Regions from separate parts of the Homo sapiens genome. Here region 2 is linked to region 1. Evidence: chromatin loops called from intact Hi-C (ENCODE). Cell type or tissue: sigmoid colon. All regions are shown on one strand. Each heading gives the region's core, and the rest is flanking DNA. Links, peaks and the distances in the headings are about the cores only. Region 1 overlaps NAV1 (neuron navigator 1). Region 2 overlaps CSRP1-AS1 (CSRP1 antisense RNA 1).

The links. Hi-C counts contacts between places; a loop is a spot of excess contacts. Peaks named below come from ENCODE experiments on the same cell type or tissue, not always from the same donor. Only the 100,000 strongest peaks of a DNase experiment are listed, where the experiment ranks them.
Region 2: it touches region 1 in a loop (3-fold over the local background); 3 of 110 quality-filtered maps call a loop at or near these places.

What each region holds. Positions count from the first base shown.
Region 1 is chr1:201,649,019-201,651,920 of GRCh38, reverse strand. It overlaps NAV1 (neuron navigator 1), which reads right to left. Exons shown (of 34, transcript NM_001389617.1): 5 at 2,496-2,902. Among named protein-coding and RNA genes, the nearest start is that of MIR5191, 69 kb to the left of the region's middle. In sigmoid colon, for the core only: no CTCF peak of the experiment used is centred there; DNase peaks (open chromatin) are centred at 1,340, 1,870 and 2,330; H3K4me3 peaks cover 1,956 bases; H3K27ac peaks cover 1,492 bases.
Region 2 is chr1:201,529,208-201,532,109 of GRCh38, reverse strand. The region is part of intron 1 of CSRP1-AS1 (CSRP1 antisense RNA 1); the gene reads right to left. All of the region lies in intron 1 of LOC124904484 (a long non-coding RNA gene), which reads left to right. Among named protein-coding and RNA genes, the nearest start is that of NAV1, 8.5 kb to the left of the region's middle. In sigmoid colon, for the core only: a CTCF peak has its summit at 1,197 (motif pointing left); DNase peaks (open chromatin) are centred at 595 and 1,149.

The sequences.
Region 1 (2,902 bases), core at 97-2,596:
CCTACCACTGTTTGACACCAGGCTCTGCCTTGCTACAGCCTGAACCAACTCCCCACCCCCCAACTTTGGGTCCTCTCAGCTGGAGACAGGCAGATTTGGGAGTTTCCACCCTTCTCTCCCCACCCCAGAGAGCTAAGCCCCTCAGCCCTCTGTAGGGTCATCGAGGCAGTTCTGGTGGCCCATACCCAGTAGACATAGCCTTGGGCAGGTCCCTCTGCCTGCTGACTCTTCCTCTCTCAATCAGGTCTCCTAGGAAGAGCTGCGACTTAGTCCTCAGGAGATCAATGTGGAATCTCCCTTCCACCATGAACTCATAGATGCCTTTAAGGCCCTCAATGCTTTTGACTCTGCATTTCCCCAACTGGGAAGTGGAGGTGTTCTCTCCTCACTTCCGAGGTTACTGAAAGTGTCAGTGTGCTTTGAGAAGTGACAACTGCTAAGCAGGAATAAGGGACCACAGCTCAGCTTCTCCTCCTCTCTCGCCCTCCCTGCACCTGCCCTCCTCCCCACTCCTGCCCCTCCTCCCATCTCCCTAGCCAGCTCAGACCTGTTTGGCTCCTCTTGAGGAGCAACTAAGAGGGCTTCAATGGGCAGTCAGCTTCTGGGACAGTGTGAGGGCATCCAGGTCTGGAGAGGACCCAGACCAGCTAAGTTATCCCCAACAAGTAAAGCCTTGACCCTGAAAAGGGTTCTGTGCCTTCTGCTATTCTGTGCCCCGATACTCCCTTGCCCTCCCTCGCCAAGTCCCTCTCTCAGTCTGACACACACACACACACACACACACACACACACACACACGGTCCCTTCCTCTCTCACCCTGCTTTCAGTCCCTCAGCAGGGCTCTCTATCACATGGGCCAGTTGCATTTTGTCCATATCCCTCCTTGGTGCCTGCCATGGTGCCTGCCAAAAATTTATTAATTTTTTCCCTTATTGTCTCTCTTGCCCCATTCACTGAGGCAGGGCCTTTGACAGGCTCAGCCCCACACTGAGGACCGGGTGGCACATTCCCTTTGCAGAGTGAGGCTGCCTGGTCAGCTTCCGCACCCACCCAGCCATCCCCACCTTCAGGAGGGGCTCCCAGGGGAAAAGGCTGCTCTTCTTTTGCCCTTGTCCAGTCTCCTGATTGCCCCTGCAAAGCCCATTTGCGGCCTCCTGCGTAAGGATCGGTTCTCCAAAGGCCCAAATCCTTGCCCCTGTCAGAGGACCCTCATCCTAGCCCACACAGGAGTCGAGGGTTCCTAGGAAGACTGCAGCAGGCCGAACCGGTCTCCTCCGGCTTCGCATTCTCCAGGGCCGCCCGGCGAGCTCTTGCATGTTCCCCACCCGCCAAGCCCGTCACTCGGCCCCGCCCTTTCACACGCGCATTGGCACGCCCCTTCCCAGCCCCCAGCGGGCGGGCAGCCTGCCGGGTACCCAGGAAGCTCGGGTCCCTCGGCGCCGGAGGACCCACAACCCAGCCACCGCAACAAGTCCGCGCAGCCAAAGCAGCTCGCCTGGGCACCAGGCCCCACCGTCCTTGTTCCGTGGCCCCAAGAGGGCCCGTGCCAGTTCCCGAGGCATGGCCGCCTGGCGTCCGGCACATCCCAGATCTATTCCTCTCTGAGGGCAGGGGCTCTCCGGGGAGAGAAAGAGCAGTTCCGGGGCCCGCTTCGGGTTTTTTTGCATAGACTCTTCAGGCACGGAGAACAATGGAACAGCTCTGCGCGCTTCCTCCACTCGAGCAAGCTTTGTTCCTCCCTTCCCGCCTGCTCGGCTTCCATTAGCCACAGGGCAAAGGCTTCCCGGTCAAACAGGAGTCTCGGCGCTAACGCCCAGAGCTTTCGACACGCCCTAAAAGACCTGCGGGTGTAGGGGTTGGGGCCAGAGCCGGGGCTGAGGTATCGGACATGCGCCCAGATGCGCACAGCTGGCAGCCCGCCCGCCCCCGGCCCTAGACGCTTCTTTTAGCCAGAATCCTCACACCGCGGGGAAATCCGACTTGCGCTCCCACTCGGGATCCACAGAGGAAGTGGAGCCTCAGCTGTGTTCCGGGGCCAATCAGCCCTCACATCTGCTCTCCCACATCTGTCCTCTAGATCCGGGCTCTCGCTGGACGCTCCCCTTGCAATGCGGGATGCTCCTGTCAAGCGCAGGCCACACCACAACGGAGGTTTCCACCAGTCCCAGGTTTTGCCATATTGGGATTCTGGCTCTATTTCTGAGAGCCTGTAACCCCCTCACCCCCCATCCCATTGTCCAGCCTCACCTCGGGCAGGCCAGAGTCGAGCCCGGGTTCCCGCCTGTAATGTCTTTAAGAAGGTACACTTGAGCCATGCGCATCTGGAGGTGGGCCAGCTCAGCACATCTGGGCGCAATGCCCATCACAGCCTGATCGTGAACAGGAGGGCCCTCCGGGAAGGCGCAAGGGGAGGGGGCTTCGCTTTCCCCACACCTTCCCCAGCAGCTGGTTAGGAGAAAGCCAGGGGCGGGGCGGGGCGGGGCGGCAGGACTTACCCAGCATCTGGCTGAAGAGCAGCTGCTCCAGGTCTCCCAGCACGGTCACCACCAGCTCGGGGTCCACCTTGAGGAAGGCGCGCTCCTCCTGGCCCTTGGCAGAGGGGACAGGCCCAGAGCTCTTTTGCGCCTTGGCCTTGCTGGAGAGCAGCTCGTCGTCCGATTTGCCATCTTCGCTCACGGCCGCTTCAGGCGCCTTGCTGAGCGGCTTGACCTCCGCATAGGGTCCTCGAGGGATCCGGCTCGGCTTTCCCAGGTTGGGCGCGAGCGGAGCCAGGGGGGTCTTGGCGCCGCCCGCCGGGCTGCCCTTGGCCTGGAAGAGCGAGTGCTCCGACTTGGACAGCGTCTTGGACATCAGCGGAGCTTCACGGCCCTTGGACCCCACCTTGCCTAAGCCTTTGGGCGCC
Region 2 (2,902 bases), core at 169-2,668, 120 kb after region 1:
CTTTCAGTGCCCCCAGCCCAACTCCGGGGAGAGTATGAGTGACTGACAGGCCCTGCTGCAGCTGCAGCCTCCTCACTGTGGGTACAGATGTGCTCAGCAGCAGCTGTGACACGGAGCCCACACCTGTTCCCTAGATCAGCTGCTGTAACTGTACTCCTGGGAAAGCAGGCCAGGTGCTCAGGCCTTGCCAAAGCCAGGTCAGAAAGCAGGTGGAAAGTCGGGCATCTGCCTGTCATAGCAGCGGTGGAGGCTGCCTGGAAGGTCATGAGGCCCTGGGAGTCTCAGCTACAGACTGGGCTCCTCTTCCAGCCCACGCTTGTCCCCAGCTGTACGCCTCCCACAGGCCCTCTGTGGTTTCCTGACCCCCTCCCTGGGCACCACCACATTGGGGTGGGAGAGACTGAGGAGCTAGGAAGGAGGCGGGGAGTCTTGAATGGGATGCCTCTGGCCATCTGTTATTCTGGGCCTGTAAGCTGTAAAGTCAGGGGACTTGTCCTGGGAGGTGGGGGTGCCCTGGAGCTGAGCAGCAACAAGGACCGGAGGAGTCAAAGAGAACTGAGGCAGGGAGAGGCCAAGGATGAGGGTGCGTCTGGAAATGAGAGCAGGAGAGCCTCTTGCGTGGCTTTGGCTGTGGAGACCTTCGTTCCGGAGACTCTGGGCTGCCACGGGAGAATTCCACTAAGCATGTGTCGGGGGCAGGCCCGGGCAGGCGGCCGTGGGAGCGCTGCACACACTCTGCTCCAGGCCTTGGCCAGCTAAAGTGCCGCTCTGGGAGAGCCTGGATACCGGGTGAATCCAGAAATCCCAGGTCCCTGGGAAAATTTCAACAAGGCAACTCTGACACGCGTCCTCTGACACCCAGACCGACACAATATATTGCTCACGCCAATACACATAAAAACCTCCCGATAGAAAACCAGATGGTGAGTTGGCATTGCTGATGTCTGGATTCTACACCCACACCCCACATAGTGCTTATAAAGAACACACCCTCCACTCATCCAGCCCACCCCACTTTCAGGGAGAGGAATCTTGAGCCTGCGATGCTCATAATGATGCTAACGCCTCAATGGAACGGTGCTCGCCAATTTCCCCAGTATCTCTGACAGTGCCGTGCCAGAAGAAACAGCACATGTGGCAAGCAGCTCCCGGCCAGATGTGGGACACTGCTGACCCCTGCTGGCGCTTTTCTCTCCACGCCAACCAGGGAGAGCCCCAGGGAGAATGCAGTATTGGAAAAACCTTGCAATCTGTCTGGGAGGGGTAGGAAGAAATACCCCAGCTCAGAATCTCCTCATCTGGAGTGCCTTTGACGAGACTAAGATGAAATTACAGTAAACCCAGACTGAGTTTCTGGGAGGAGTGAGACAGACTAATAGTATGTCCCCCTTCAGCCTTTGTGGCCTGGAAAACCCTGCTGCCAATCCCCTTGAAACTAAATTGGGAAACCATTAGCAACACTCCTTTAGCCAAGCTCAACCTTTAGGAGGAAAAAAAAAAGTAAGAAAGAAAGAAAAAGAAAAGAAAAGAAAAGAAAAAAAACACCATCCACAAGTAGCCCAAGATTTTCCAGTTACAATCAACCCCTTCCTTACCCACCCCCTGTCCTGCCCCAACGCCTTGCAGAGTCTTTGTGAAGTTTTAGCTTAATTTATTGTGGGTTTAATATTCCCCTTAGACTAAGATGTAATCATCATGGGTTTAATACTTTTCTTTCCATGAGAGACAGTAGCACTGTGCTCTTTGAAAAATCTTTACTAAGACCAGGTGTGGTGGCTCACGACTGTAATCCCAGCACTTTGGGAGGCCTAGGTGGGTGGATCATCTGAGGTCAGGAGTTCGAGACCAGCCTGGCCAACATGGCGAAATCCCGGCTCTACTAAAAGTACAAAAATTAGTCGGGTGTGGTGGTGGGTGCTTGTAATCCCAGTTACCTGGGAGGCTGAGGCAGGAGAATTGCTTGAACCCGGGAGACAGAGGTTGCAGTGAGCCGAGATCGTGCCACTTCACTCCAGCCTAGGTGACAAGAGTGAAACATAAAAAAAAAAAAAAATCACTTTGTACCCACAGAGACGAAGTTCAAGTCTTCCAGAATCTCTACTGGAATAGTCATAGCGACCAAAGGAGGACCAGGACTCTGATAATTCCAACAGAATTAGTATGGAAGCCCCACAGCACAGAGAAGTGTTTCCATTATTAAAACTCTTTTCTCTGTCTGGGCATGGTGGCTTGACCCTGTAATCCCAGCACTTTGGGAAGCCAAGACGGGCAGATTGCTTGCATCCAGTAGTTCGAGACCAGCCTTGGCAAGGTGACAAAACCCCATCTCTATAAGAAATACAAAATAATTAGTTCATGTCTGTGGTTCCAGCTATCCGGGAGGCTGAGGTGGGAGGATCACCTGAGCCCAGGAGGCGGAGGTTGCAGTGAGTCGAGACTGCACTACTGCACTGCACTCCAGCCTGGGCAACAGAGTGAGACCCTGTCTCAAACAACAACAACAACAACAACAACAACAACACAACCCTTTCTCTCCTTTGCACCCTACTCTAGACCCAGAGCTCTTTTTCACTTTGTTGTTAAACTCCATGAATTGTGTGTAGACCCCCTATCACTCTACAACCCATCACCATTAGGCCTCCACTCTGAACACTCCTACAAAGGCAATCATGGGCCTCTTAATAGCTAATCTAATGTACATATTCCAGTTCTCATTTTACTTGCCCTCTATAGCATCTGACATTTTAACGTCTATTCATTCATTATTTATTTTAAAATTTATTATGAACTATTTTAGGCCTGCAAAAGGTATACAGAATAATATAACAAACATATCTGTTCCATTAGTCAGGGTTCTCCAGAAAAGCAGAATCAATAGAATGTACACTATAGATAGACAGGG